Regions from separate parts of the Homo sapiens genome. Here regions 1 and 3 are each linked to region 2. The links are chromatin loops, found by intact Hi-C in ENCODE. Cell type or tissue: ascending aorta. All regions are shown on one strand. Each heading gives the region's core, and the rest is flanking DNA. Links, peaks and the distances in the headings are about the cores only. Region 1 has its middle 240 kb from the start of PLXNA4-AS2. Region 2 overlaps LOC101928782 (a long non-coding RNA gene). Region 3 has its middle 220 kb from the start of PLXNA4-AS2.

Evidence for each region. Peaks named below come from ENCODE experiments on the same cell type or tissue, not always from the same donor. Only the 100,000 strongest peaks of a DNase experiment are listed, where the experiment ranks them.
Region 1: a loop joins it to region 2, with 2.5 times the contacts of the local background. A loop is called at or near these places in 2 of 110 quality-filtered maps.
Region 3: it touches region 2 in a loop (2.7-fold over the local background); 22 of 110 quality-filtered maps call a loop at or near these places.

The regions. Positions count from the first base shown.
Region 1 is chr7:132,014,624-132,025,174 of GRCh38, forward strand. No RefSeq gene overlaps it. Among named protein-coding and RNA genes, the nearest start is that of PLXNA4-AS2, 240 kb to the right of the region's middle. In ascending aorta, for the core only: no CTCF peak of the experiment used is centred there; a DNase peak (open chromatin) is centred at 5,290; H3K27ac peaks cover 1,428 bases.
Region 2 is chr7:131,941,327-131,951,877 of GRCh38, forward strand. It overlaps LOC101928782 (a long non-coding RNA gene), which reads left to right. Exons shown (of 6, transcript NR_110836.1): 6 at 7,405-7,627. Among named protein-coding and RNA genes, the nearest start is that of PLXNA4-AS2, 310 kb to the right of the region's middle. RefSeq lists a silencer at 4,178-4,237. In ascending aorta, for the core only: a CTCF peak has its summit at 4,211 (motif pointing right); DNase peaks (open chromatin) are centred at 4,265 and 7,435; H3K4me3 peaks cover 826 bases; H3K27ac peaks cover 2,652 bases.
Region 3 is chr7:132,031,260-132,041,810 of GRCh38, forward strand. No RefSeq gene overlaps it. Among named protein-coding and RNA genes, the nearest start is that of PLXNA4-AS2, 220 kb to the right of the region's middle. In ascending aorta, for the core only: no CTCF peak of the experiment used is centred there; a DNase peak (open chromatin) is centred at 4,942; H3K27ac peaks cover 689 bases.

The DNA.
Region 1 (10,551 bases), core at 888-8,887, 73 kb after region 2:
TTTTCACAATATTGATTCCACCCATCCATGACCATGAGATGTGTTTCTATTTGTTTGTGTCAACTATGATTTCTTTCAGCAGTGTTTTGTAATTTTCCTTGTAGAAGTCTTTCACCTTTTTGGTTAGGTATACTCCTAAGTATTTTATTTTATTTGCAGCTATTGTAAAAGTGCTTGAGTTCTTGATTCGATTCTCAGCTTGGTCACTGTTGGTGTATAGCAGAGCTGCTGATTTGTGTACATTAATTTTGTATCCTGAAGCTTTGCTGAATTCATTTGTCAGTTCTGGGAGCTTTTTGGAGGAGTCTTTAGGGTTTTCTGGTTGTACAATTATATCATCAGCAAACAGCAACAATTTGACTTCCTCTTTTCTTATTCTTGTCTGATTGCTCTGGCTAGCATTCCCAGTACTATGTTGAATAGAAGTGGTGAGAGTGGGCATCCTTGTCTTGTTCCAGTTCTCAGACGGAATGCTTTCAACTTTTTCCCATTCAGTATTATGTTGGCTGTGGGTTTGTCATAGATGGCTTTTATTACCTTATGTCCCTTGTATGCTGATTTTGCTGAGGGTTTTAACCATAAAGCGATGCTGGATTTTGTCAAATGCTTTTTCTGCATCTATTGAGATGATCATGTGATTTTTACTTTTAATTGTGTTTATGTGGTGTATCACGTTTGTTGACTTGCATACGTTAAACCATCCCTGCATCTCTGCTATGAAACCCACTTGATTATGGTGGATTATCTTTTTGATATGTTGTTGGATTCGGTTAGCTAGTATTTTGTTAAGGATTTTTGCATCTATGTTCATCAGGGATATTAGTCTGTAGTTTTCTTTTTTGTTAGAAGATATGCAAATGGCCAAAAAACATGTGAAAAAATGCTCGACATCACTAATGATCAAGGAAATGCAAATCAAAACCACAATGTGATACCACCTTACTCCTACAAGAATGGCCATAATACAAAAAAAAAAAAAATAGATGTTGGTGTGGATGCAGTGAAAAGGGAACATTTCTACACTGCTGGTGGGAATGTAAACTAGTACAACCACTATGGAAAACAGTGCGGATATCCCTTAAAGAACTAAAAGCAGAACTACCATTTATCCAGCAATCCCACTACTGGGTATCTACCCAGAGGAAAAGAAGTCATTATACAAAAAGATGCTTGCACATGCATGTTTATAGCAGCAAAATTTGCAATTGCAAAAATGTGGAACCAACCCAAATGCCCATCAAACATTGAGTGGATAAAGAAAGTGTGCTATGTATATACTATGGAATACTACTCAGCCATAAAAAGGAATGAATTAATGGCATTTGCAGCAACCTGGATGGGATTGGAGACTATTATTCTAAGTGAAATAACTTAGGAATGGAAAACCAAACATTATATTTTCTCACTCATAAGTGGGAGCTAAGCTATGAGGATGCAAAGGCGTACATAGTGGACTTTGGGGACTCAGAGGGAAATGGTAGGAAGGGAGTGAGGGATAAAAGGCTACAAATTGGGTTCAGTGTATACTGCTCAGGTGATGGGTGCACCAAAATTTCACAAATCACCACTAGAGAACTTACTCATGTAACCAAATACCACCTGTGTCCAAAAAACCTGTGGAAATAAAAAAAATTTTAAAAATAAAAATGGACAACTAAAAATGGTGTGTATATATACACACACATACATATGGTGTACAATATGATGTTTTGAAATATGTATACATTTGTGAAATGGCTAAATGAAGCTAATTAACATATGGATTATTTCATGTGCGTACCCTATCTTACGGTGAAAACACTTAAAATCTACTTTCTTAACAATTTTCAAAAATACAGTACACTGTTATTAACTATAGTTACCATCTTGTACAATAGATCTCAAACTTATTCCTCCTGCCTCACTAGAATTTTGTGTCTTTTGACTAACATCACCTTAAATCCCCCTAACTCTCACCAACTTCCACCACAGCCTCTGGTCACCACCATTCTACTATATTAATATGAGTTTGACTTTTTTAGATTCTTCATATAAGTGAATTCTTTGATATATTTAATGTATTCTATTTATCATATAGTTGCTGTCTAGATAAAGCTAACATCTGGGTCTCTATTTACTGTTCCTCTCTTGACCATGTGCCACATTTTTTCTTGCTATCTTATGATGTTTTAATTCTTTATGTTGGGCAATGTGTGTAAAAGTACAGTAGTGTCTGAAGTAAATAATGTTTGCCCACAGAAAAGGTTATGTTGGCCAGGAGTGGTGGCTCATGCCTGTAATGCCAGCACTTTGGGAGGCTGAGGTGGGTGGATCACCTGAGGTCAGAAGTTAGAGACCAGCCTGTCCAACATGAGGAAACCCTGCCTCTACTAAAAATACAAAAAATTAGCTGAGTGTGGTGGCACATGCCTGTAGTCTCAGCTACTCAGGAGGCTGAGATGAGAGAATTGCTTGAACCTGGGAGGTGGAGGTTGCAGGGTTGCAGTGAGATGAAATCGCACCACTGCATTCCAGCCTGGGTGACAGAGTTAGACTCCACCTCAAAAACAAACAAACAAACAAACAAACAAACAAACAAAAACAGTTATGTCCCTTTGATCATACTATTAGCATAAAAGACTGATGCCAGGTGTTGTGGCTCATATCTGTAATCCTACCACTTTGGAGGCCGAGGCAAGCAGATCACCTGAGGCCATGAGTTCAAGACCAGCCTGGCCAACATGGTGAAACCCCGTCTCTACTGAAAATACAAAAATTAGCTGGGCATGGTGGCATGTGCCTGTAATCCCAGCTACCTGGAAGGCAGAGGCTGCAGTGAGCTGAGATCCCACCATTGCACTCAAGCCTGGGTGACAGAGCAAGACAGTCTCAAAAAAAAAAAAAAAAAAAAAAAAAGAATCTGAGTCAATGAAAGGTTATATTTGAGCAAGGTTTGATCCAGTTTGATCCAATTCACCACTGGCTTCGAATGTTTTGAGAATGGTATCAGGACTATCCTTTCATCAGGTCTTGGGATCTGAGCATTAGTGAGACTTAAAAAAACAAAACAAAAATCCTTTTGATACTTTGTAGCCCTGTTGCCGGCTTTCTGAACCATGGGAGGGTTTTCTTTCTTTCCGCTTTGCAGACAACTGCCAGCTTGGGTTTGGGGTCCTGCTCCTGGGTTTTTGCAACTTGGGAGACCTCTCTCCACCCTTGGGCCCTGGTTTCAGTCTTAGGAAGGCCACTGTGCTGCACTTATGTCCCTTAAGGGATTTTTCTCAGCTCTCCTTTCCTGTACCCAGCCTTTGGCAAACCACTGTCTCTCACTTGGGGAAGGTCCTCTGTACCCCAAGATGATTTTCTCAGTTCTCCTGCCTTGCCTTTAGACTTTGGCCTATTGCCCCTTTGCACTTGAGGAAGAACTGTGAGAAAGCATTGGCATGTAGCAGGAGTAGACTGGCTCTGTTGCTAGGGCTTTTGGGGATTCTAATCGGTTCCTTTCCTTCCTTCCTTTCCCTCCCTCCCTCCTTTACTTCTGTCTTTCCTTCTGTCTTTCTGTCTTTCTTCCTTTTCTTTTCTTTCTCTTCTTTCTTTCCTGATGGAGTCTTGCTCTATTGCCCAGGCTGGAGTGCAGTGGTGTAATCTTGACTCACTGCAACTTCTGCCTCCTGGATTCAAGTGATTACCCTGCCTCAGCCTCCCCAGTAGCTGGGACTACAGGTGCGTGCCACCATGCCCAGCTAATTTTGTATTTTTAGTAGAGATAGGGTTTCACCATGTTGGCCAGGCTGGTCTTGAACTCCTGACCTCCAGTGATCCACCTGCCTCAGCCTCCCATAGTGCTGGGGTTACAGACATGAGCCACCATGCCCGGCCTTTACCTGTGGCTTTCTACATCCTAAGCAGAAACAGAAGCCCCAGAGGTGTTATTTTTAAGTTTATGGCAATGTATTAGGTTGGTGCAAAAGTAATTGCAGTTTTGCCATTTAAAAGTAATGGCAAAACTGCAATTACTTTTGCACCAACCTAATAATGGAGGAAAATGATACCTTGGTGTTTTAATTTACATTCTTATTCTCTGGGAACCAAACGTCGCAAATCTTTTTTTGCTAGTTACAGCACTTCTTTTGTAGGTATATTTTGCCCATTGATATTTTAGAGTCCTAACTTTTTTTCTGAGCAATATATATTAGATGTTAAATATTAAACATAGTGCCTATTTGTTATGTTTGCAGAAACTTTTTTTATTTGCTGTTTGGTTCTGTATTTTACTTTTTTTGTAGTCAAACCTATAGAATTTACTCTTTCTTTTTATGCCTTGCATTTTTTCTAAACTTGTAAAGTTCCTTTTTTTTTTTTTTTTTTTTGAGATGGAGTCTTCCTCTGTCTCCCAGGCTGGAGTACAGTGGTATGATCTTGGCTCACCGCAACCTCTGTCTCCCGGGTTCAAGTGATTCTCCTGCCTCAGCCTCCTGAGTAGCTGGGACTACAGGCTGGCGCCACATGCCCGACTAATTTTTGTGTTTTTTGGTGGAGACGGGTTTACACCATGTTGTCCAGGCTGGTCTCAAACTCTTGACATCAAGTGATCCGCCCATCTCGGCCTCCCAGAGTGCTGGGATTACAGGCATGAGCCACTGTGCCCGGCCTAAAGTTCTTTTTCCTCTAAAGGTTGGGAGACTATCCAATTCTATTTCTTTCTGAGATTTTGATGTTTCGAAAGAAAACATTTAACTTCCACCCAACTGGAATTTATTTCAGTGCGTACATGAAGTGAGATTTTGAAATTACTGTTTCTTCAAATTGGTAGTTAATTGTCCTAACACCATTTATTGGGTAATCCTTTCCTTCCCTCATTGAGCTGTAATGAATCCTACATCTTTGTACATAATCAGGTCCATTTCAGTGCCATCTGTTCTATTACAGTGATCTCTGGTCCTGGACAGATACAGATGTATTTTTGAAACTGCAAAACCACAGAGCTAAATGTGGACTTGATACAGCCTCCTCTGGGCCCAGGAGTCACTGTGAAAGCATCTTAAAGCAGTTATTTAACTTTTATTTATTATTGATTCTATTATTTGATGGTTTAATTCATAAATCTCCCCTCCCCCAATTAAAGCTCTTTGAGGGCTGTAATTGTCCTTGACAGTGTTAAATTCTTCCTGAGCCCCATCCTCCTTGGAAACAGCAATGGCTAAGTCCCCTCTTCCCTTTGTGTTCTGGAAATGGCTTACTGAAAAGAACAAACATTCCCAATGTTTCTCAGTTCTCCTGCCTTGCCTTTAGACTTTGGCCTATTGCCCCTTGGCACTTGAGGAAGAACTGTGAGAAAGCATTGGCATGTAGCAGGAGTAGACTGGCTCTGTTGCTAGGGCTTTTGGGGATTCTAATCGGTTCCTTTCTTTCCTTCCTTTCCCTCCCTCCCTCCTTTATTTCTGTCTTTCCTTCTGTCTTTCTTCCTTTCTTCCTTTTCTTTTCTTTCTCTTCTTTCTTTCCTGATGGAGTCTTACTCTATTGCCCAGGCTGGAGTGCAGTGGTGTAATCAAGATCCAAGTATCCATGTATCCAAGATTCATGGATAACCCCCTCACTTACCTATGAACGGCCCAGACACAGACCCTGGTCTCAACATGAACAGCTGGACTATTGATTCCTACAGATAAATCTGAACAAAATACCCGCTAACTTGTCTTGGTCAAACTTTAGTTACGTTTCTCCTCTCCCCACAGGCCACTGAACCTTGACCCAGAGAAATAGCCCCACTTCAGGATCCCTCCTGAAAATAGGGCAACAACAAAGAAAAAGTCTTTCTTCAACTGTCTGATAACGCCATCATACCCGTTCTTGTTTACTCCTCCTTATAAAAGTTAAACCTCGGCCAAGGTGGGCAGATCACAAGGTCAGGAGTTCAAGACCAGTCTGGCCAATATGGTGAAACCCTGTCTCTATTAAAAATAAAAAATACAAAATTTAGCTGGGCATGGTGGTGTGCACCTGTGTAGTCCCAGCTACTCGGGAGGCTGAGGCAGGAGAATCGCATGAACCCAGGAGGTGGAAGTTGCAGTGAGCTGAGATAGTGCCACTGCCCTCCAGCCTGGGCAACAGAGCAAGACTTCATCTCAAAAAAAAAAAAAAAAAAAAATAGCTAAGCCTCTTTCTGCCTGAAGCTTTTAAGGTCAGACAGTTCTCCCTGTGACCATAGTCTCCTTCCCTCTATCGTAAGAGTCTTTTCATTTCATGTTATTATTTACCGCTTGAGAAAAGATAGTGTCTTCCTGCTCACCACTATGACCTCAGCATCTAAGCAATTCCTGGAACAGTCAGTGATTAATAATGGCTCAATGAATGGTTCATGCTAGTGTTTTTAAAAATTGTATTGAAAGAAAAAAATCAAATAGTTCAGAATGGTGTGAAATAAAGTATAAAATCTCCCTTACCCTTAAGTTGTATTCTTTGGAAGTCACCACTATTCATATTTCTTTCATATCCTCTAAGAAGTTTTCTATGCTTATGTGGAAAAAGATGTGTGTGTGTGTGTGTGTGTATTGCAGATGCAATTATTTACACTTAAATATTCTTTAACTTTGTCTTTTATTTATCAATCATATGTATTCATATATGTTGAATGATGCCTTCTCTATCAGTATATATACAGATAGCTCATTCTGCCTAATAACAGCATAGTATTCCATTGTGTGGGTGTGCCATAATTTATTTAAGTTATTTTGTTCCAGGTTTTTGATATTATAAACAACACTGCTGTAAATATCCTATGTATATATTTTAATCCACCTGTGTAAATATGTGTACGAGGATACATTCCTATAGTAGAAATATTTAAGAATTTCACATTTTGGTAGATTATCAACTTATCTTTTAAAGAGAGTGCATCAAATTATATTTCTACCAAAAAATGAAGAGAACAAATTTTTCTCTAAATTCTGGTCATAATTGGATACTAATTTGCCTTTATTATAGATGAAAAATGGAATGTAGCTACTAACATAGTTTACATTTCTTTAATTGTGTAAGATTGAGCATCTTGGTTATTGGCCAATACTTATTAGATTTTTTCTTATTGATTTTAAAGAGCTCTTTTTATATCAAATAAATTAGTTTGCCTGTCATATATGTTGCAAATATTTTACTCATTTGTCTTGATTTTGTAAATGCTATTTTTTGCCATAATTTTTTTTTTGTATTTTTATACAGTAAATTATATTAATCTTTTCTTGTATATCTTCTACATTACTTTCAATTCAATGTATTGGCAGAGCATACTTTACTTAAGATCAACATTTATACATATTTAAGTTGTTTTAAATTTTTAAATTATTTTAAATAATACTGGCAGGTACATATTCATATTCATGGTTGATTACTTCTTTTGGGCAAATTCCTGAGAGTATTGATTTGGAGTCAAAAGATATGAAGGTTTTAAACATTTGATAGGTATTGCCAAATCAAGGCCACCAATTTTTATCCCCATCTGGGTCCACTTATCTACTAGGTCAGTAGAAATACCTTAAAAAAAAATTCCAGAAGAGTTAAATGCAGGAGCTAGAAAAGGGATGGGGAGCAGGAATATGGGGAGCCCATGGCAGAAGGGCACTTTAAGAAGATTTATGGTAGCATTTTTATCACTTAGCTTTTACTCCTTCTGGCATAGTTTGCTGGAGGGGTTTATCTGGTATCCTTGAAGCTTTGGAAGTTGGGGTGGGGATTAATTAGAACCTTACCTTATAGTTGGGTTTGTACACAACCGTGGAGACTCTCATATCAGGCAGCAATGAGAGACCCTTTTTACTCCATTTTCCCTTCCCTCCCCTTCCCTCCCTTCCTCCCTCTCTCTTTCTTTCTTTGACAGACTCTCACTTGGTCCCTTAGGCTGGAGTGCAGTGGTTTGATCATAGCTCACTTCAGCCTTGAACTCCTGGGGTCAAGTGATTCCCCCTGCCCCATCCCTCTCAGCTGAGACTACACGCATGTACCACCATGCCTGGCTAGTTTTTAAATTTTTGTTTTTTTTTTTGGTAGAGGCAGGGTCTTGCTTTGGTATCTAAGCTAGTCTCAAATTCCTGGGCTCAAGCAATCCTCCTGCCTCGGCCTGCCAAAGTGTTGGGATTATGGGTGTGAGCCACCGCATTCAGCCCCAAATTTCTATAGTGAACACATATTGCTTTCATTATTTAAAAAAAAAAAAAGGGCTGGCATGGTGGCTCACGCCCGTAATCCTAGTACTTTGGGAGGCCAAGGTGGGCAGATCACTTGAGGTCAGGAGTTCGAGATCAGCCTGGCCAACATGGTGAAACCCCATCTCTACAAAAAATACAAAAATTAGTCAGTTGTGGTGGCGCACCTGTAATTCCAGCTACTCAGGAGGCTAAGGCTCAAGAATCGCTTGAACCTGGTGGGTGGAAGTTGCAGTGAGCTGAGATTGCACCACTGCGCTCCAGCCTGGGTGATGGAATGAGACTTTCTCAAACAAAAACAAAAACAAAAAACAGTTATTTAAAAAATTTCAAGAGGTTAGAACAAAGAATACAAATCAAGAAGGAGACAGTTTCTATCCAGATTTGAAGACATATATGGTGCACAGATAAGGCAAGCACAGCTCCACAAAAGTCCAAGATAAGTCAACCGTCTGAAGTAGATGATTTTTTAAAAATGCTTTCTTAGATGCACTTAGGGATTATAGCATCCAAATTAAGATGGGTTAACATTCTACCAAATTAAAGCCAACGGGTAGAAATTTAAAATATAGCAGATTCAGGTTCACAATGATAAGAAAATTGCTGATATTTAATTAACTATCTTAACGCTGTCTTTAGAGAAATCAGTGGTTCCTCATAAAGGCCCAGCTGCCCTGTCCAGTGCCCTGAGAACTCACCAGACATTTTGTCTCTGGTTTTCTTAAAGTTCCAGCTCTCAGTTGTCTGTGGGATCAATAGGTGTCCCCACTCCAGCCCTCCCTTTCTCAATAGAGACTAGCCAGTCTTGTTTTGGAGACAGTGTAGGGTGTGGACAGTCTGTTGCCAAGACAGCAGGACAGAAGGCTGATGTGGTGGGGAGGTGGGAGAGAAGTAGGCATTCATGACTAGAATGAATTCTGTTTTGGCTCTCAGACAGCTTGGCACAACACAGTCTTCTCTGGCCAGCTGGAGAGTGAAAGCAGTCCCTGATCAGGCAGAGGCTAGTAGGGGACCCCAGGTAGGAATGGACATAGTCTTGCCAAAAAGAGAGTTTGGTAGGGGCCATGTTCTGTGCCCATTCCCATCTGCCCTGCCATGTTCCGTGCCTGCATTGCCGATGGTCAGAACTTCTGGGCAAAGAGTTGGCCTTTAAAATTCCTGACTCTCCTAAACATCTGGCTGAGAGGGCAACAGACTGGGGTTTAGGATTTCTTATTTCTGGTTCCCATTGTCAGAGCTGCCCCAGACTTCCTGAGTGATGTGGCTGGGTCCCTTGGCAAGGCTAGCCTCAGTTTCCCTGAAGTGAATGAACAGATGAGAAGGTGAAAGATCTGAGGTGAGTTAACATCTGGGAAGGATCAGATGTGGCAGATTAAAAATGGGCACTGAGCGGGGAGAAAGCCAGAAAGCACAAAATTAGAGTTAGTGCATGAGAGAAGGAGATTAAACAGAAAAGGAAAAATTGCCAGCAGCTTTGGATTTACCCAGCCGGTGTTTCTCCGCTGGGCAAGGAAAGCTTAAGTAATCCAAATTAATTTCTAGTTAAAGGCAGAGCTCAGAGAGCAATCAAACAGGTGACCACAGCTGGCACCAAATTTCGCTGGGAGATAAACCACTAATGCTAAAAATAAGCCGTGTGTGCTGAGGAAGGGATTGTTTGAAATCTGCCGACCCTCAGGGCAAGCGAAGGTTAGAACACTTCAGTCATTCAACACACTTACAGCAAGTACCTCCTCTATGCTAGGCACTGGGCTTCCAGTTTGAGTCAGAGGAATGGTCCCTGCCTTAGAGTTACTCACAGTATAGTGCAGAAGATGCACAGAGACAGAGGATATTGCAGGATCATGGGATAAGGAATCTGATAACAATATCCAAGAGGGTAGTGAAGGAAGCAGGGTAAAAGAAGAGTTAGTATGGGAAGTTAGGAAAGACTTTCTGCAGAATCAGACCCTTTAGCTAAACTCGAAGGACCAGGAAGAGTTATCAAGCTGATGAAGAGAGGAGGAAGGGGACTCTGGAGGCAGTTGCAATAGCATCTGTGATGACATGAAGTGAAAGGGAGCTTGCACATGCTCTGAGGAAACACCAGCAGTCCTGTGTGGCTGTGGCATGGGACACACTTGGGCTAAGGTTGTCGGTGGGGATGGAGGAAAGGAGATGGATTTGAAGGAAACCAAGCAATGAAAACCATAGACTTGGGGATTGACTGTTTCAGTGTGGTGTGTCACATGTCCGACATGGTGATCAAGTGGGGCCGTCCTCAGAGATGAGGAGTAGAGGAGGAAAAAGGAGGGCTTAGGCTGCGTGGAAGGGACAATTTAACACCTGTAGGGATTGACATCCAGATACCAGGCAGGGTAGAGCCTCTCCCTTT
Region 2 (10,551 bases), core at 1,071-9,070:
TGGACATGAAGAAGCAAGGACAAAGCCACTGACTGGTTAACAGGACCACACAGGTTCCATTGTGGCCAAGTCCCCAAGGGCCCCTCTCCTGGGGCAGCCTGCAGCCCTCCAGGGCCTGGCAATGAGAAGCTCCCTTGGCAATGCCCAGAGCTACAGCTGTCTTGACAATGGCTGGACAGCCTGCTGGGGCCCCAGCTGCAATTCTTGGGGGCACCCAGGCTCCTCGGAGCCCAGCAGAGCCCCAGGGGAAGCTGTGCCCCTCAGCCCCCTGCAGCTGATTTGTAGTGAAGGAGGTGTGGAGTTGGGCTACACCATCTCTTCAATTTCCCAGATCAGATCCATGAGGCATCAGAATCAGGCACTGCCAAGGAGCTTGCAGAATCTGCCTCACTGGAGATTGGATTCTGGGATTAGTTCTCTCCTTCAATCTTTCTCCTCTCCCATTTCACTCTTTGGGTCCTGTCCTTTTAGTCTCAGTGTCCTCCAACTTAAAAAAAATCGTCTTACATTTAATTTTCTCCCTATTCCTCAAACACCACTCTTAAGTTATTGGGCATTCCAGGTTCTGCCAAGGAGATGGACTGACAGCTGGGCTCAGGACCTTGCAGTCTAAGGCAGACAACGGTGACCAAAACTGGCTCATGGAGACACTGGCTATTCCCACTGACACGCCGCCCTTGGGCCCTGCCTGGTGGCCTGTGGACAGTAGAAACTGGCCTTAAGGAGCCTTCAGCCTTCAACTGGGTTATTTGTGCCTAGTGTGCTGTAAGATTAGGGCTGACAGACACAAGTACAAAGATCTTGAGTGCTGAGGGAAGTTAAGAAGAAATGAAGCCATTTTACACTTACTAGGGGGGCTATAATCAAGAAACAGAAGATAACAAGTGTTAGTGAAGATGTGGAGAAATTGGAACCGCCATACAATGCTGGTGGGAATACAAAATGGTGCAACCTCTGCGAATAGTTTGGCAGCTCTTCAAATATATAAACACAAAATTACCGTAGGATCTGGCAATCCTACTGCTAGGTAGATCCTGAAAAAAAATTGAAGGCAGGGATGTTTGCACATCAATGTTCACAGCAGCATTATTCACAATAGCAAAAAGGTAGAAGCAACCCATGTATCCATTGATGGATGAATGGATAAGTAAACTGTGGTATATCCATACAATGAAATATTACTTAGTCATCAAAAGAAAGGGAATTTTTATATATGCTACAGCATGGACAGACTTTTTGAAAACATTGTACTAGGCAAAATACACCAGACACAGAAGGACAAATACTGCATATTCAATTTATATGAGAAACCTAAATTAGTGAAATTCATAGAGACAAAGTAGATTAGAGGTTATCTGGGGATGGGTACAGAGTTTGCACTGGGGATGATGAGACAGTGGTGATGGTTACGCAATATTGTGAATGCACTTAATGTCACCAAATAGTATGCTGACAAATGGTTAAAATGATAAAAAATAAGTTATGAATATTTTGCCATAATAATAAAAAAGAGTGGCATGAGGCAGCCAATGCGGTGAGGGGGAGCTGGGAGGAACGCCTCCTGTGATAAGAGGGAGGGTGGGGAGGGCGGAAGCAGCCATCAGAATGTCAGTGCTGAAAGGCACCGGCCTTGCTAGTGGGGAGGGCAAAGGGACACCACGTGTGGAGATGAGGCTGAGAAATAGGAGTGAACGCTGAGCGTGAGTGTGAGTCCGTGCCACATGTGATGTCAGGAGAGGGCGTGAGTTATGCAGGTTGCCAGGTAGAAGTGAGTAGGGTCCTTAGAGAGCCTGGACTCCTACTCTTAATCTGCAGATAACAAAACCAAGACCCAGAGCTTTTCCCAGGGTTTGGAAGGAAAAGAAAAAGGAGGATGAGTGTTTGGTCATCCCATGGGGGGTTTGATTTCAGCCAAATGACATTCCTCCCAGGCCCTTCCCAATATTAGTTTCAAATGAAGTTCTGGGGAGGAGCTGATGGGGGGCAATGGAGATGACTTAAAAGGCAGCGCTGGCCTGGAGGGTGTATTGATCAGGGTCTGCAAGTGTTTTTGTCCAGCCTTCTCCTGCCACCTCCCTAGTCCTTCCAGGGCATCAATCGCGCCCCCACCTCTGTTCCAAATGGAGCCTTGGAGACCTGCGGCTGTAGCATGCTCTGTCCCTGTGGACAGGAGAACAGGGGGAGAAATAGGCTAGAGCTGCTCACCTGAACAGCTTGACACCAAAGAATGAGGAGCTCAGTCCAGATATGAGGGTTTGGAGAAAGCTTGCTGGATGGTAGGTGGTATTCTCAGAGCTGCAGGTGGAGGACGGGACTCTCAGCATCCATAATGCCCCTGGAGCTGGAATTGTGACTGGATTCTCTCTCACGGTGTCCAGTGGTTTGTCTATGTCTCTCTCCTCCTCATATTTGCCTTCTTTCTCCACCTGCTCCTGTCTTTCCAGTCCTCCCTACAGCAAGCCCCAGGCAGCGGTTTCTGAGGCAGGCGGCCATGGATGGATTCCAGCCATATTCAAAGCCACTAGCCCTGTTTTCTCAAGTGAGCCAGACGTGCTCTCTTCCACCATTTGATCTTTATGCTGCTCATGCATCTTGTTACAAATAGCTCAACCTTCCCCGTGTTGACTGCAGCACTGGGACATTACAGTAATGTGCCCATTCAAATCAAGTGGATGCAAAGATCGCTATAGCAGCTTTTAGCCACGGAACATTTAGCCTTCAATAATAGCATTTCGGGTCCTTCAGGGACATTCCTCTGCTGATGCACCTGGGATGCCTTTTTCCTCCTCCCCACCACAACCCCCAGAACTAAGGAGGGGCAAACATGACTTTTGTTGATGAGGAAACAGAAATTCAAGTAAGGGAACATCATGCAGAAAATGAGAGGGTTAGGCCTGATAGGACCACGATGATCATGATAATAATAACAACAATAATTTTGTGCACTACTATGCTGCTTACTGGGTGAAGGAATTTACTTGCATTGGGGTAGGTTTTACATCTGCAATTTCTGGATGAGGTCAGTGAGGCTGAGGGGGTCAGTAGCTGTCCTAGGCACAAGGAGAATGCCACCTTATAGTTGTTCACCAGTTCTTCCCAAAGCCTATGCTTGTGATCTGACATGGAAAGCAACTCAAGGCTGTCTCCACGGACATTCTAAAATCAGAGAGAAGCTTCCTTTCCCTGCCGCCTCCAAGGCCCCATGCGAGGACCCTCCGGCTGGTGCTGTCCAAGGACCTCTTCCCTGGTCCCTCCTGCCTTCCTCGAGCAGTATTCCCCTCACCCCCATCCTGCTCCAGCCTCAGCCAGTAACCTTGGTGGATTTTCACTGAATATGTTGCCTCCACCACCAACAGCATTTTTATTTGCACTTCCTTGGGGATGCCTTGCCTGGAGGAAGGAGTCTGTGGGATTGTCCAGAGGTAAGAGGGAAACACTGCGCAGTGGGAGTCCCAGCAGGGGCGAGGAGCAGGGGAGATGGCCGGAGGCTCTGTCTCCACCCTCCTCTTACCACTGCCCATTTCCAGGAAAAGACAACCCAGCCAGAGCAGGGCAGTGGCACGACGGCTTGCTAGTGCTGTAGCATACCTGGTACCTCAGTGAATTTTCCGGGACATGAGAGGCCCATGTAATAAATAGGTCAGGAAACTGAGCCACAGAGAGGACACGGGACTTAGCACAGGGGAAAAGAGTGGTTGAAATGGAACCAGATTCCAGGAGGCCTCATTCCCAGTCCTGTACTCTTCCTGCGGAGACACCATGCTTTGAACCAGGCTCGAAGTTGCCAAAGTGAACATTTTAAAACTTTTCCCAGGGCTCAAGAGATGGCCGAGTAAAATCTCCAGACACTGTGGCTCCCACAGGCTCCTTATTGGGCCATTCACTTCATGGGCACAGTTTGGTGGTTGGGGTGAGAGGAGCTTCGTGGAGAGGACAAAGGATGGGGAAGGAGCCTAAATCCCAAATGCAAGGATTTTGTCCTAAATCCCAAATGCAAGGATCCCCTCCCTTTCCTCACAGAGTTCAGGTAGCTCCTCTTCCTTCTCCTCCCAGGTTCTATTCCCTCCTGTCTGAGTCCTCAGAGCACCCCGGAAGCGGGAGGGCCTCTGGTTGCTTTCGCGGCGGCAGGCTTTTCTAAGCCGGTTTCTCTGGAGGGTGCGGGCGGCTGCGGGTTCCAAGCTCGGGCTCTGAGCCGGGCCAGGCGCGCGCTTCCTAGTTCTAGCAGCAGAGGGCGCGCCTGTCATTGGAGAAGGAACCGCGCGGCCGCAGCCCCTTCCTCGCCGACCGCGTCACCTCCTGGCTGCCTGGGGACCCGCGCGGGAACCCCGGAGCAGTAGATTTGTGGAGGTCGACCCAGGTGGACGAAAGAGCTCGGCACACCGTGTGTCCCCAGGCCCGCTTCCTCCGTGCGCCTCTGTCATCTGCTCCATCTCCGGGAAGCAAAGGGACTTGGGGTGTGGCACAAAGAGCAGGGATGCAGCGGCCGGGTCACTTGGATGGTGTCCTCATCTGAGGCCAGGCCACACCTAGGCCTCCCCACACGCTGTTCCTATAGGAGTGCCACCAGGACTCACTCCAAAAAGGAATGGACGGCGAGGGTTTGTAAATGGGACAGCACCCTGGGAGTGCAAAGCCTGGGACCGGTCCCGGTGGCCTTGGCCAGTCCTGGAGCCTCTATGTGCCCAGTTTCTGTGTAATGCAAAGACACTGAATGAGGAGATGGTCCCTAAAACCCCTCCCAGGGCCAGCATCTGGGATCTCATGCTTACATCATCTTGTCCTTCCTTTCCGTGGACTCTGCCTGTTGGACAGAGTCCACTGACATGCACCTGCCAGAGCTGGGCGGGGAGGGGCCAAAGTTGTCCTCTGTGAAGTCATATGAGAGGCCTGAGAGCAGCAGGATCGGTCCTCCTGTGTCTCATCTCGCGTTCTTCCTGCTCACAGGAAACAGAATCCCTACCAAGTTTCCATCCTAGAGACAGTCGATGTGACTCATTTCATCCCCTGGTGGTCTTGGTTGGCCGCACTCATTGGGTGCAGTACCTCTGATGTGGGAGGCAGGGGTCGGTGGAGGGGAACCGCTTCCTCCACCGGGGGCCAGGTTGTGGGAAAGGCTGGGAAAACACACGCTCTGGAGCAGGCTCTTCTGTGAACTACCTTGGGCACATGGGAGAAATCCTTCAGCATCCCTGAACCTTAGCCAGTCCATGAAACGAGAGGCTGGAGATGGTGTCCACATCCCTTTGCTGTTTTGATGTCTGCACTTGGTGAATCATGGTCAAGCACACCTAACCTCTGCCTCTCTGGAGAAGGGAAACGGAGGAGGAGGAGGCAGGGGGAAAAGAGACCATTTAGGAGGAGAGCAGAAGTCAGAGGGGAGAAAGGTGGATGGGAGGATGCAGTGGGTGGATTTGCACCTGCTCAGAGGTGGGCAGCTGAGCTTTGAGGAATGTGCTTCCCTGCACTGCATGGCGTGAGATGCTCTGTGTAGGGGATGGGCAGGAAGCGGGGGGTTCTGGTGAATTAGGAGAATATATCTTGGTAGAAATCCAAGTGTACTCTCGGTCCGTCCATCTAGACAGGATATAACCTCTTAGGACACTCAGAAACTGAAAATAGAGCATGTATGGCTCTGGAAGCAAGCCTGTGTGTGTGTGTGTGTGTGTGTGTGTGTGTGTGTGTGTGTTTGTGTTTATGATGTGCAAATGCACAAGCAATAGAAATACAAGCACCATGCAGATTGCATAGGTAGGCATCATCAATAAACATTTATTCGGCACCTACACTCAGAAACTCACACACATTTACAAGCCCAACATATCCTGCTATACACATGTACAAAAAAGATCACATTGACCCCTAAGGCAAAGAACCGTTTGCTTGAAGAAGCTTCTCTTACAAGATATTAATAAAATACGCAGGCACATTTTAACTTTAAAAACTCTGGAGAAGGAAAGAAGGAGGGTGAAGAGATGGGGCTGGAGGGAGGAATGGGTAAGGCAGGCCTAATCACAAAGTACTTAGCCCATGCGTCTGGGCCTCTCTGTAAGCACCATATTTCACGATACCTTCAACCTGATTTTCCAACTCATTGAAAACACTTGCCAGCTGCTGCTGAGTGACTCCATTTACTGTTTAAATGAGCTCACTCTAACAGGGCCCCTGGAAGGTAGTCCCTAAGGAGAGCTATGGGTGGAAATGGAGTTGGAGGCCCTAGATCTTGGAATTTTGACTGGGGAATGGGAGAAGGGAGAGTGGGGTAATCACCCAGGAGGGAGAGGGTGGGGCAGGCCAGGAGGGATGGTGAGAGTCTCTGGTGACTTCCATGGGCACATCTTGGATAGGAATTCTTTGTGGTGGGTAGTGTAAACTTTTTTCCACCTCCATCACCCCACATGCAGACTCAAATATACAGACATGTGAAATGACATTCAGGGATTTCATAGTACCTCACAGGATGGCTCCCAGGAGCTGGTCCTCTTGCAGATATGTTAGCTATCTGCCTCTGCATTGATGAGCAGAGTGTTCCCTTGCAAGACCCCATCTGTCGTAAACACCACCCCCCATGGGTCTGCCATGATTCCCTCTGTTCTCTCAATCACTGTAATGTGGGTCCCTAATGCTGCAGGATGCTCCTCTCCCATTTTCCCCTCCTGTCCTTTTTTTCTGTCCTCCTCTGCCCATGACAGAAGCTTCTGGAAGAAAGAGAAGGCTCTCCTATTAGCACATTTGTATGAATAGATGGGTTTGACAGGGTGCTGGCATGCTGAAATGACAGATAATACTCCCGGGAGGAACTGAGACACTGAGCAGCTAAGTTGTGATTAGAAAGCATGGGAGAATTTCCAGGAAGGTGAAGGCTGGCTGTTCCTGGTGAGGCATCTGGGGACCTTGTCAGCCACAGGTCAGATACTGACCCCTTCGGCTGGTTAATTCGGTCCTTTCCCATTGTAGCCCATAATCAGTCCACAGTCTGGGATCAAAGTTTAGCAAGTCCTCCATGTTTTTCCCACAGAGACAGGGGACCTCAGGACCCCACTATTAGAGACCCCTCAATCTTTGCCTTCAACTCTGAAGCCAGACCCAGATCTGTACGGGCTGAGAGAAAATCTTCAGGGAAACCTTTTGCCTTTGTAGCCATGCAAGTTGCAACCCCAGGCTGTGGGGCTGGGCTTCTCCATCTGGTTATGTGGGGATCTCATCATCAGAACTCATCTATATTACCCAGATTGGGTGACTCTGGATTAGCCAGGTGGTGTGGAGGAGGCCTGCTCTTTCCCCGCTCCCTCCCTGGGGCATCTGCCTTCAAGGTTTGATCTGCTGTCGGCCCCTCCTCCTTGCTCCTAAGCTCCCAAGCTCCCTAACTTCACTTAATCAGCTTCCTCTGCTGCCTCTCATTTCCAGCAGGGTGTGGCTGTGCTAGGAAAGAGACTTGGCCCACAGCCTCACAGTGATTCAGAAGACGCTGGGTGAGGACCTCTGTGTCCCTGCTCCAAGGACCCTGAGATGACCCATCCCAGGACACTCAATCCTGCCTGCAGATGCTAGGCTCTGAGGAGATGCCTGCTATAGCACCAGCACATTCTGCAGACATGTTTTGAAATGTGTTAATAAATAACTGGAGAACAGTATCTATACAATTACCTAGATTTGCCTGAACTTTACAGGGCAACTAAACAAACAGACATACGTTCGCAGAAAGGCCACAGTACAGAAGACAAACCGAGGCTTGGTCACCCTGAGGATCAGCAGCCGGATCTTTTTCTGAAACAAATTTCCTGCTAGAGAATCCCTGATCTCTGTGATGCAGTATTTCCCTAGTTTTTATTTCTACTTCAACGAGGCACCTCAATGTCAGTTTCCTTTGGGAAAAGAAAATCAAATGTCCCCACAGCTTTTGCCCAATTGTGAAGGAAAATTTCAGCATTGATTGTCTGTCTGGACTCTTGTGGGGAGGAGGCCAGTGGGCCTAGTAAGACCCTTAGCACACCTGGGCTGTCTAGCCTTAAGGAAACCAGACCTGCCAGGAAAGCAGAAAAGCTGTGAAGAGATTTTTCTCTGCCTTCCTCGGGGGACAATCTTCCAGAGCAACAATGCACCATGTATTTACAGAAAACTTATTATGTTCAAGGTGCTGGGAGAAGCTAGTTGCAGATACTTAGAGCAGTAAGGCTTTAAGTTAGACATAAGGAAGGACTTCCAGCTATTGGTATTGATATAGTAGGACCCAAGCTTACTTCACAGCTTGCATCATCAGGGAAGGATGAGATCATTCTTGAGAACATTTTGAATAAAGGCTTAGAGGGACTGAATATTGAACGATCCTGTTAACATTTCTCCCGGTCCTCCTCCTGCTTTCCAGGATGATACTGGTGTATGATTTTTACTTAAAGCCCTCCCCCATCCCCACAGAGACACCTGGAGCCTGGCGGGCCTTGGCATCAGTGGCTGTTGTCATGGCGGGGAGAGCTGAGGTGACCACTGTGACTGCCCTGGGCACAAGGACCGTCGTTCTGTGAATCCTCCCTAAGCCCGCTGGCGGGGCCCCTTTGCTGCCACTGCAAGTAAAGTTTCCCAGCTCAAGTAAATTCTGGAGGGGATTGACCTAATTTCCAGAGTCTAAGGGGTGACAAAAAGCCCCAGTCAAAACTCCTGTAAGTGGGTGATAAACAGTCTCTATTAGAAAAAATAAATAACATCTCCAAAGGAGAGCAGGCTTCCTAAGACCCCCTTGCCTTTCAGAGAGACAGCTGTCTCCTGGGAGGAGGACTCCCTGAGCCTCCCGCTTCAGCCGCTCCAGAGGAAAGGTTTGCCTTGCTGTCTCACTGCAGCGCTAGCTGCTCACCATTTTCACCGACCGCCGCAGCCTCCTGATGGACCCCACAGCAGGAAGAGGCTGTGGGAGAGGTCTCCACCCTTCAAGGTGGGGCTGACAGTGGTGCTTGGCCTTTAGAGTTGAAATGTATTGGTTCTCTGCCTTGGGAGGAACAATCACTCTCTCTCTCTCTGTCTCTCTCTATTTCTGTCTGTCTCTCTCTCAAACACACATACACATACACTGAGACAGCTATCATCATACCTAATTTACATATTATGGAAACCGAGGCCCAGAGAGGTTAAATAACTTGCGTGGTTTTGTCCAGCTATTAAGTGGGCAAAGCTAGAATTAGAATTGAAGCCCAGTGACAGCTTTCAAATCAAGTTCTTTCCCCTATTCTGGAGCTGCAGCAACTTTAATAAGCATAAGAAGTACTTTGGGATCTTGTTCAAATGCAAGTTCTGCAGGTCTAGGGTGGGGTGGAGATTCTGCATTTGCAGTAAGTTCCCAAGTAGCAGGGTGTGCTACAAACACCTCAAAGCTGCAGACCCTGGGGAACAGTCCCCATAGAATAGGAGGCGGGAATCATTCTGGAAAATAGGGAGACATAAATACCCAGACAAGCTTAGGTCTCCAAGGAGGCAGGGAGATCAGGAGTGGGAGGAAAGGGCAGTCTGTCTCTCTTTCCTTAGAAGACTTCGTGGTTTGAACATTGCCTTGGTTAGATTTCCTGATATGGGTACAACTTGTGCTGATCTCAGTGGGAATCTGGAGCCAGAGATGACCAGGAATAGAGGGGGATAACATCTGCCAAGTTCCATTCCTGGTTCAAAATTCTAACTTGCCAGCTTGTTCATTCATCTAATGACTCAGACCTGATGGCAGATTGAATTTTCCAAAAATGACTGCAACAATATCTTCCATCCCACATGTTATTCTTACAGTGGGACTTTCCATCTAGAGGTAGGACCTGTATTTCTTCCCCATGAATCTGAGTGGATGTGCAGTTATAGTTGAAGTGATGCTATGGGACTTCAGAGGCTAGGTCATAAAAGGCAATACATTAGGCCGAGCATGATGGCTCACACCTGTAATCCCAACGCTTCGGGAGGCTGAGGCGGGTGGATCACCTGAGGTTGGGAGTTCAAGACCAGCCTGACCAACCTGGAGAAACCCCGTCTCTACTAAAAATACAGAATTAGCTGGGCATGGTGGCACATGCCTGTAATCCCAGCCACTCAGGAGACTGAGACAGGAGAATCACTTGAACCTGGGAGGCGGAAGTTGCTGTGAGCTGAGATCACGCCATTGCACTCCGGCCTGGGCAACAAGAGCAAAACTCTGTCTCAATAAATAAATAAATAAATAAATAAATAAATAAATGGCAATACATTTTCCACTTGGCTCTGTTGGGACACTTGTTCTTGGAATCCAGCCACCATGTTGTGAGGAAGCCCAAGCAGTCACATGGGGAGGCCATGTGGAGGTGTTGTGGCCAACAGGCCCAGGTGATGCCCCAGCCAACAGCCAGGTGTGTCAGTGAACAGGTTTTTAGATGATTCCAGTACGTAGTCACTGAGTCATCTCAGCCTTTGACTCTTTCCAGCTGAGCCCTCAGACATTGTGGAGCAGAGAGAAGAAATTCTTGCCTTGTCCTGTGATATGGTTTGGCTCTGTGTCCCCACTCAAATCGCATCTCTAATTGTAATCCCCACATGTTAAACGAGGGACCT
Region 3 (10,551 bases), core at 1,467-9,466, 90 kb after region 2:
CTCCCTGCCTCTTATTCTTGCTGTTTCTCAGAATGCCTATGAAAAAAAACAGCTAGTCCACAGCCTGGTGTCTTAGATGCCAATTCTTGGAGCAGTGGATTGCAACTAGATCTGTGCTTCTCAAACTCTCTTGGATGATGGGACAGAGTTTTTCTTTTCTTTTTTTTTTATTACTATTATACTTTAAGTTTTAGGGTACATGTGCACAATGTGCAGGTTAGTTACATATGTATACATGTGCCATGCTGGTGTGCTGCACCCATTAACTCATCAATTAGCATTAGGTATATCTCCTAAAGCTATCCCTCCCCCCTCCCCCCACCCCACAACAGTCCCCAGAGTGTGATGTTCCCCTTCCTGTGTCCATGTGTTCTCATTGTTCAATTCCTACCTATGAGTGAGAATATGTGGTGTTTGGTTTTTTGTCCTTCTGATAGTTTACTGAGAATGATGATTTCCAATTTCATCCATGTCCCTACAAAGGACATGAACTCATCATTTTTTATGGCTGCATAGTATTCCATCGTATATATGTGCCACATTTTCTTAATCCAGTCTATCATTGTTGGGCATTTGGGTTGGTTCCAAGTCTTTGCTATTGTGAATAGTGCCACAATAAACATATGTGTGCATGTGTCTTTATAGCAGCATGATTTATAGTCCTTTGGGTATATACCCAGTAATGGGATGGCTGGGTCAAATGGTATTTCTAGTTCTAGATCCCTGAGGAATAGCCACACTGACTTTCACAATGGTTGAACTAGTTTACAGTCCCACCAACAGTGTAAAAGTGTTCCTATTTCTCCACATCCTCTCCAGCACCTGTTGTTTCCTGACTTTTTAATGATTGCCATTCTAACTGGTGTGAGATGGTATCTCATTGTGGTTTTGATTTGCATTTCTCTGATGGCCTGTGATGAAGAGCATTTTTTCATGTGTTTTTTGGCTGCATAAATGCCTTCTTTTGAGAAGTGTCTGTTCATGTCCTTTGCCCACTTTTTGATGGGGTTGTTTGTTTTTTTCTTGTAAATTTGTTTGAGTTCATTGTAGATTCTGGATATTAGCCCTTTGTCAGATGAGTAGATTGCAAAAATTTTCTCCCATTCTGTAGGTTGCCTGTTCACTCTGATGGTAGTTTCTTTTGCTGTGCAGAATCTCTTTAGTTTAATTAGATTCCATTTGTCAATTTTGGCTTTTGTTGCCATTGTTTTTGGTGTTTTAGACATGAAGTCCTTGCCCATGCCTATGTCCTGAATGGTATTGCCTAGGTTTTCTTCTAGGGTTTTTATGGTTTTAGGTCTAACATGTAAGTCTTTAATCCATCTTGAATTAATTTTTGTATAAAGTGTAAGGAAGGGATCCAGTTTCAGCTTTCTACATATGGCTAGCCAGTTTTCCCAGCACCATTTATTAAATAGGGAATCCTTTCCCCATTTCTTGTTTTTGTCAGTTTTGTCAAAGATCAGATAGTTGTAGATATGCGGTGTTATTTCTGAGGACTCTGTTCTGTTCTGTTCCATTGATCTGTATCTCTGTTTTGGTACCAGTGCCATGCTGTTTTGGTTACTGTAGCCTTGTAGCATAGTTTGAAGTCAGGTAGCATGATGCCTCCAGCTTTGTTCTTCTGGCTTAGGATTGACTTGGTGATGCGGGCTCTTTTTTGGTTCCATAGAACTTTAAAGTAGTTTTTTCCAATTCTGTGAAGAAAGTCATTGGTAGCTTGATGGGGATGGCATTGAATCTATAAATTACCTTGGGCAGTATGGCCATTTTCACGATATTGATTATTCCTACCCATGAGCATGGAATGTTCTTCCATTTCTTTGTATCCTCTTTTATTTCATTGAGCAGTGGTTTGTAGTTCTCCTTGAAGAGGTCCTTCACATCCCTTGTAAGTTGGATTCCTAGGTATTTTATTCTCTTTGAAGCTATTGTGAATGGGAGTTCACTCATGATTTGGCTCTCTGTTTGTCTGTTATTGGTGTATAAGAATGCTTGTGATTTTTGTACATCGATTTTGTATCCTGAGACTTTGCTGAAGTTGCTTATCAGCTTAAGGAGATTTTGGGCTGAGACAATGGGGTTTTCTAGATATACAATCATGTCATCTGCAAACAGGGACAATTTGACTTCTTCTTTTCCTGATTGAATACCCTTTATTTCCTTCTCCTGCCTAATTGCCCTGGCCAGAATTTCCAACACTATGTTGAATAGGAGTGGTGAGAGAGGGCATCCCTGTCTTGTGCCAGTTTTCAAAGGGAATGCTTCCAGTTTTTGCCCATTCAGTATATTGGCTGTGGGTTTGTCATAGGTAGCTCTTATTATTTTGAGATAAGTCCCATCAATACCTAATTTATTGAGAGCTTTTAGCATGAAGGGTTGTTGAATTTTGTCAAAGGCCTTTTCTGCATCTATTGAGGGAGGAAAACAAAAAAAGGCAGGGGTTGCAATCCTAGTCTCTGATAAAACAGACTTTAAACCAACAAAGATCAAAAGAGACAAAGAAGGCCATTACATAATGGTAAAGGGACCAATTCAACAAGAAGAGCTAACTATCCTAAATATATATGCACCCAATACAGGAGCACCCAGATTCATAAAGCAAGTCCTGAGTGACCTACAAAGAGACTTAGACTCCCACACAATAATAATGGGAGACTTTAACACCCCACTGTCAACATTAGATAGATCAACGAGACAGAAAGTTAACAAGGATACCCAGGAATTGAACTCAGCTCTGCACCAAGTGGACCTAATAGACATCTATAGAACTCTCCACCCCGAATCAACAGAATATACATTTTTTTCAGCACCACACCACACCTATTCCAAAATTGACCACATTGTTTGAAGTAAAGCTCTCCTCAGCAAATGTAAAAGAACAGAAATTATAACAAACTGTCTCTCAGACCACAGTGCAATCAAACTAGAACTCAGGATTAAGAAACTCACTCAAAACTGCTCAACTACATGGAAACTGAACAACCTGCTCCAGAATGACTACTGGGTACATAACGAAATAAAGGCAGAAATAAAGATGTTCTTTGAAACCAACGAGAACAAAGACACAACATACCAGAATCTCTGGGACACATTCAAAGCAGTGTGTAGAGGGAAATTTATAGCACTAAATGCCCACAAGAATTTTTCTTTTACAATTTGTTGTTGAATGAGTTTTAAAATAAAATATCTGTTTATGTGTTATAGAATATTTTAATAAAATACGTATTTTTGTTAAAAATGTATTCTTTAGAATATATTTGTGGGGAAATAAAAATATAAGCATGCAAAGCCCCTTTTTTATTATTAGGATAAACACATTTGATTGCCCTGTCAGATTACTATACAAGTTTCAAAATGCTTACCCTTAATTTCATCACTGACCTCGCTGTGGACCAGTAACAGGCAATTTGCAAATGGGCTCTGATACACACATTGAGTAGCCCTGGTCCTGATGATCTGGGGTGGGAGTGGCAGTGTGGACCCTTTAGCTCGAGGAGATCAAGAGCCCCCCCATCCACAGACTCACACACAGCAGTTTCAGCAAAGGACATGACCCTTTTAATGGCCATGCCTTGTCAATGATGGGAATGACGTGACTGACATGGCGCAGAGGGTATGTGTAAGAGCTACCCCAACCCCACCTGGCTCTGCAGAGTGCATTCCATGCTGCAGTGGCAGCTTCCATGTGGTTCTACTGCAAGCCCTAGACTGGAGTTTGACAGACACCCAAGAGCTCCCATAAATAATTGCCTTTGAAGCTTAGGCTCTGGGAAGAGGACTCGGAGTCAGCTTCTTATCTCTGTCTCTGATTGGCAGAACTGTCTGAGGCACACTGGGGGGTTATTTGGAAAGGGAAGCAGAGGAAAGCCATGGGCCCACTCCACGCAAGCCTGCCTGTAATGGACCTGGGAAGTATGATAGCATATCAGATCTTCTCTCCCCTTAACCTTGTCAGCCTGCCTTCTAGCACAGACAGTGCCAGCCATTGACAAGAGGAGGGGAGGATGATGGGAAATTCCTCTCTGGCAACAGCAAATCTGTTATGGGGGCCCTGAGGGATGGGAGCTTGCTCTGCCATCATATTTCTCAGCACCTTGAATCAAAATTGCCCAGCATGGGTCTCTACCCATCCACCCGTCCTGCACCCACTCCCAGGTGCATTGACCATGCTCATTCTTTTACCGTAATCACAATGTTTAAAATAGCTTTGGCCTGATTTCTGAAAAATCTGGTGCAAGGAGAGAGAGAGCGAGCGAGCGAGAGCAAGAGAGTGCCTTGTGGCAATGGGTGGTTGTGTCTGCCTCCCTGGAGGCCACATATGCACCTGCCACTCTGCCTGCACCTTTCTCTCTTCTGTCTCAATGCCCTGCATCCACTTTGCATAGCCCATTATTTTCCTGGGAAGCTTCATCCAGCTCACAGTGTATTTCTGGCATAACTGATGACTGACAGGTCCTAACTCAATTAGTAAAACACAGCTTATGACTCACTCCTGAGTTGCCCCAGGTAGCGCCATTCAGAGTCCTGAATGAGTCCAAAATGCTTTACGCTCTAAGCTTTTGGGAACAAAAGATACATCTCCCACTGAGAGGAAAGGGTCTTTTATAAGTGGGGTGCTTACTATCTGCTTCACATTCCAGCCAATGCTGGAAAGCAGGTGGGGCCAGGGAGGGAAGAGCGACAGGCTCCTGACACCAGGGAAGGGCTGCCTCTGGCCCCCATGTAGCTCTTCTGAGTATCTTTTCTGTTTCCCACTTTTATTCACAAACAGCATCCCTTGTGACTCTTTTCCCTGAAACCGAGAAATGACAAGGATTGAGCGAGTGGGAGTCAACAGTCTCGAGTAGAGATGGAACAGGAAAGGACATTTTGTCCTTTCAAAGTATTCAAAGCTGAAAAAGTCAAGGCTGTGGCTGCAATGCAGTCATGCCAGCTGGAGTCCCCTAGGACCTGTCAGCAGGCTCAATCTGGAAACCACTTTTTTTCCCAAGGTAGTACGGTGCATCTACAAGAGCACTGCTTTGCAATCCGATGGAATTGGGCCTAAAACCTCTCTGTGCTTTCAAATACCTCTTTTTAGGAGGTTTTCAAGTCTTTCCCAGATAATCTCATTCATTTATTACCTGTAGTCTTGTGATTTTGGCAAGTCAGGAAATATCACTATTTTTTGTTTTATAGACAGGGGAGAGAGGCTTCCTATTAATCTCTTAGCATCAACCTAAATCACAGTTCTTTAGGAACATCATTGAGTCAGGGGTTAATCACCTAGAAAATCTTCCTCACAAAGCCATCCTGGAGTATGCAAATACCCAGGAATAGGCTGAGGAATAATTGCAGGTAGCTGGCTCCACAAATAGTTTTTAAATGTGATTGGAAGGCACTCTGTGGTTGTAGCCATGCAATATAAATGCTAAGTAACAATGATGGGGTCCATGGAAATGATGAGAACTCTTTGCCCCCCCATGGCCTCTGGACTAAAACAACCAAACCCTGAAAACTACTTCTGCATGCCATTTATGTGTGGGTGGCCCCCACCTCTCTGTGCTCATGAAAAATGTTATTTCCTTGGGGGATGAGAGGGTGGATCTAGTGAAAGGAAAGAAGGCCACTTGACTTCATTTCAGGGGTCCCCAGACCCATCTTCTTTTTCCTTTGCCCAAGGGAAAGGATGTGCCTCCACTCCTCTTTTTGCCTTTTTTTTTTTTTTTTTTTAACTCCTCTCTAAGACTGGTCTGGCCTGACTTGGAAGGGGACCTGGCTAGCAAATTGCTTGTCCTGCCTGGGACCTTCCTTTATGGTAAACTGGGGCCAAGATGCCTCCAGGGGGAATTCTAGTCTCTTTGCTCTGCCCGGGGAGATCCAATAGTCAAGAGACACACATCAAAACTTTACACAGTGGGGAAATGGTGGACCCTGGGCAAGTTGGACAAAAAACAGCAGCAGCCAAAGAGGAAGACAAGGTCCAGGGGAAGGAAGGTGGAATGGGACATGTAAAGAAAGGAGACCACTGAGAGCCACTTCCTCCCTGGCCCCCAGTCCCTTGTACTCTCTTTCCTTTGCCTACGTTCACACTGTAAGTGGTACCCACAGACTCAGGTGAGGTCCCTCAGGATGTCTCACAGGGTGGGGAACCTGCTGTCCTTTGGAATGGGGGGTTTCTTAGGCTATTTCCTTCCATGAAGGGGATGAGGCAGGGACACTTTGCTGGGAATTTTGTAGGACACCATTCTCCATCTCCATTTTCTACAGCATCTTTATAAATAAAAACAATTATTGTTGCATATTTATCATGAACAATTATAATTAACCTAGACAGCAACGAAAGTCATGTTATTGATGGCACTCTCTTTCCACCTCCCTACTTTTAAGGAAAAATTGGCAAATATAGAAAAACCCAAATAATAAAACAAAAATCCCCTATAACTCCATCAGTCAGAAATAACTATGGTTAGCATTTTGATGTAAAAATTATTTCACCTTTTTTCCCCTCTGAAAAATATATTTTTTAGCAAAAATGGATATCCTGCAGTAATATAACCTCCTTGCACATAACAATATCCATAAACATTTTCCATTGTCATTAGTTTTCTACAGCATCCTTTTTATGTTTGCAATGAATTTCATCATGATTATAGCATAATTTATTTAATAATAGAAAACACTTATAAAACACTTCCTATGGGCTACATTTTACACACATCATCTAATTTATTCCTAGCCACATTTCTATGAGGTAAATACTGTTATTATCATCCACTTTCTATAGGTAAGAAAACAGGTTTGGAGGCAATGTTTTGCTCAAGGTCACATAGACAGTGAATAGAGGAGCTGGAATTTGAAACTGACCCTGCTGTTTCTGGCTCTGGAGCCCCTGAGATTCCGTGCTGTGTGGCCACCTCAGCCAAGTGCCCATTGCTGTCATTTAGGTGGCTGCCAGTGTTTAAATAGTACAAACAGAGCTGTGAAGAACATCATTATAGCTATATGTTTTGCATACCCCATTGTTACTTTCAAGGATAAATCTCTAGAAATGAGGCCGTGAGGTCAATGCAAATGCACATTTTTTTCTGGGTCAAGAGGATTTGTTTGGGGCAGAGCAGACAGACCTGGGTGGAGCCAGTTCAGAGGCACTGAGGGCCAGGCAGACCCTGCTGTACCATCCCCTCCCCACTGCACCCACTTTTCCTGCCCAGCCACAGGGTTTCATCAATTTGAATTCTCACCTCCAATCTTGAGAGTGATCATTTCCCACACCCTCACAAACACTGAGAACTCTCATTTTAAAAATCATTGACTCATTCTTAGGTGGAAAAATGACATTTTTATTTGCAAATTTTACATTGCTAATAATTTTAATAAATTTAAAATTGCTAATTTTAAATTTGTTAACAGGCCAGCTATATTTCTTCTTTGCTGACTTTCCTGTCCATGTCCTTGGGATAGGGCATGGTTTTAACATGCAAGAGCTCTTCTTGCTTCCATTCCCTTGCTGGAATGAATGAATGTATGGATGGATTACATTTCCTGCAGTCTCTCCTGCGAGGTCTTCAATAAAGAAACTGATGATAGCTTTCCCTTCTGCCTTACTGACCAGGCAAGACTTTTGTTAACTGAAGTTCTAATTTGATTTATTCTGGAATGTAATCCTTGCTAGGATTGGTCTGTGCTAAAGCTCTGGCTAGAAATGGCAGACACAGGAGCTGTCTATGCGATCTTGAGTTCCCAGGAAAAATAACGCTAGCTAGCATTTATTGAGTACTTGCTATATGCACATTGTTTTTGTCCTCACCACATGGTTTTCCTCATCTTCATTTTAGAAAGGAGTAGAATGAGGCTCAGGGAAGCTAGGCCACTTGTACCAGGTCACACAGCTAGTAGGTGGCAGGAGAAGAGTATCTTTTATACCATGCTGTCCATCAAGGTAAATTTTTAAGGGGTTTATGAACCTTATTTTTTCTCTCTTCTTCATTGACAATTCTTGTTTATTTCATGACCATAAAAAATTAGTTGAAACTTAGGAAATTGTCATGCCAGATTTTATATTGAGGAAGTGTTGGAATAATGATTTCTAACCTGTCTTCCAGTTGCTTGCTTCTGTGATTCAAATGTTCCTCCTTTAGGAACCAAAAGAAGTCCATGTTGGACTCAGGCTGTCTCTAGCCAGTCCTCATTGCTGAGAGAATGACTGGGTCTACTTCCCCAGCCAGGCTGGTTTGAACACCCGCTTCTCTACTAAGATCCATGGATTCAAGAAGACTCCTGGTGGGCTGTCTGGTGTCATGTCAGGCACCATTCTCCAGAGAACAGCAAGCAGGGATGGGGAGAAGAGACAGATTGTTTACGATGAGGGAAAATAGAGATCCTCAGCAGGATTGCCTAGGGCAGGAACAAAAGAAAATGAGAACGAATCAGAATACCTTAACCCTTCAACAAAGATGAGAAGTGTGGGAGTGAAGATTTCACAGCAGGGTAGCATCATAAAAACTCTTTTGTGAAAGTCTAAAGGAAAGATTTAGTAATTCCCAGGTTTAGGACAAGCCCCTGCAGGTTTCTAGACTGTCTTTGGATCCTTGGGATGTCAAAGTGACATGGTGGCACCTCCTGGGGACCTTTGTAAATACATGGGAGCATCTTGATTTCCAGATGACTTAAAGGGTGCATCTGGTTTTTAGTGAGTGGCAGCCGGGCTTGCTAGCCCTGCTATACTATGTGGGGTAAACAATACTCTTCCTAGCTCCAAATGCCAATGGTGTCCCATTAAGAACACTGGATGATATTTCAGGATTCTTCCATTGCTAAAAATCTAATATTCTATTATTCCATTCTGGCTGTGATAGTCTATTTTCTTTAGAAACATTGTGAGAAAAAAATGTATTATCTCAATAGATGCAGAAAAATGGTTGGATAAAACTCAATACTCAGTCATAATTAAAAAAATCTTTTAGCAAATTAAGAATAAGCCCTCAACCTAATAATGGCCATCTATTACTTATAGCAAATATTATAATTAATTATAGAATATTGAAAACATTCACTTAAAGGAAGAAAGACAAGAATGCCCACTATCAATCATGCCACATGTCAACATTGTGCTTAAGGTTCTAACAAATGCAATTGAACACAAAAATATATAAGAAAGCTAAAGATGCAATTATTATTTGTACAATACTTGATTTTCAATTAAAAAATGACTTGTGGAAAAGCTATCAATATTTTTAAAATTTAGTTTTGTGAGTTAGAAGATCAACATATCTAGACTTATAACACTCCACACATCAGTATTAACCATATTAGAAAGCTTAAATTAAAAGAGATGTGTTAACAATAGCCAAAAAATCCCTAAATGTTACCTGTGAATAATTAGAATAAAGTAAGTACAAGAGTTTAAGTAATGTAATAAGAATTGAATAACTAGAGGGTTAGACCATATTTGTGGATGGCAAGATCTTATTATAAATACATTAATTCTCCCAAAATTAGGTTATAAATTCAATCTCAATATAGTAAAAATTGCCACACAATTTTCATACTTGACAAATTGATTCTAAAATTCATATAAATGTACCATCAAAATAATTCTGAAAAAGAAGATAGATTTGCTTTCCTGAATATAAAGGCATATTATTAAGCCATAATAATTAAATCAATGTAGTATTGCTGTAGGAATAAACAATTAGATCCATAGAACATAATAGAGGGTCCAAATACAGATCCAAGCATATGTGGGTCTTTGATATTTGATAAAGGAGGCATTACAAAATGGTAGGGAAGAAAGTTATCCAGTTCTTCTGTGGCAGCAGAACTCAAATTTCTGGTGTCCAGGCCAAAGAGTCTTGGTTTCTAAGCAGCAACTTTGGTGTTTCTATGAGAACAATCCTGTCATGTATTGAAGTATTTTTCTAATCAAAACATCCCTGACAATGTTGTTCCAGCCTACTTCTCTGGCCTTCCCAGAATTTTTATAGGCCGTCTTTATTAGTCTGTTCTCTCACTACTATAAGGAAATACCTGAGACTGTGTAATTTATAAAGGAAAGAGATTTAATTGACTCACAGTTCAACCTGGCTACAGAGGCCTCAGGAAACATACTACCAATGTACATACATACAATGTTTTCCTTCACAGTGCGGCAGAAAGGAGAAGAAATGAGAGCTGAGTGAAGGGGAAAGCCCCTTGTAAAGCCATCAGATCTCATGAGAACTTATTCACTATCACGAGAATAGCATGGAGGAAACTGCCCTCATGATTCAAGTAGCTTCTACCTTCCTTCCACCAGGTCCCTCCCATGACACATGGGAATTATGGGAACTGTAATTCAAGATGAGATTTGAGTGGGGACACAGCCAAACCAAATGGCCATCCAAGATCATTTAATTAAGCCTTTTTTTTTTTTTTTTGGCTTAAACAAGCTGTAGTGGATTCTGTTGTCTGCAATCTAAAGGAATTTAAAATGAACATATGATTCCATGTCCAGATATTAATGCTAACATGTGTTCAAATTGCCAGTTACAAGAATATCCATAGTAAACTTGATTGCAATGCTGAAAA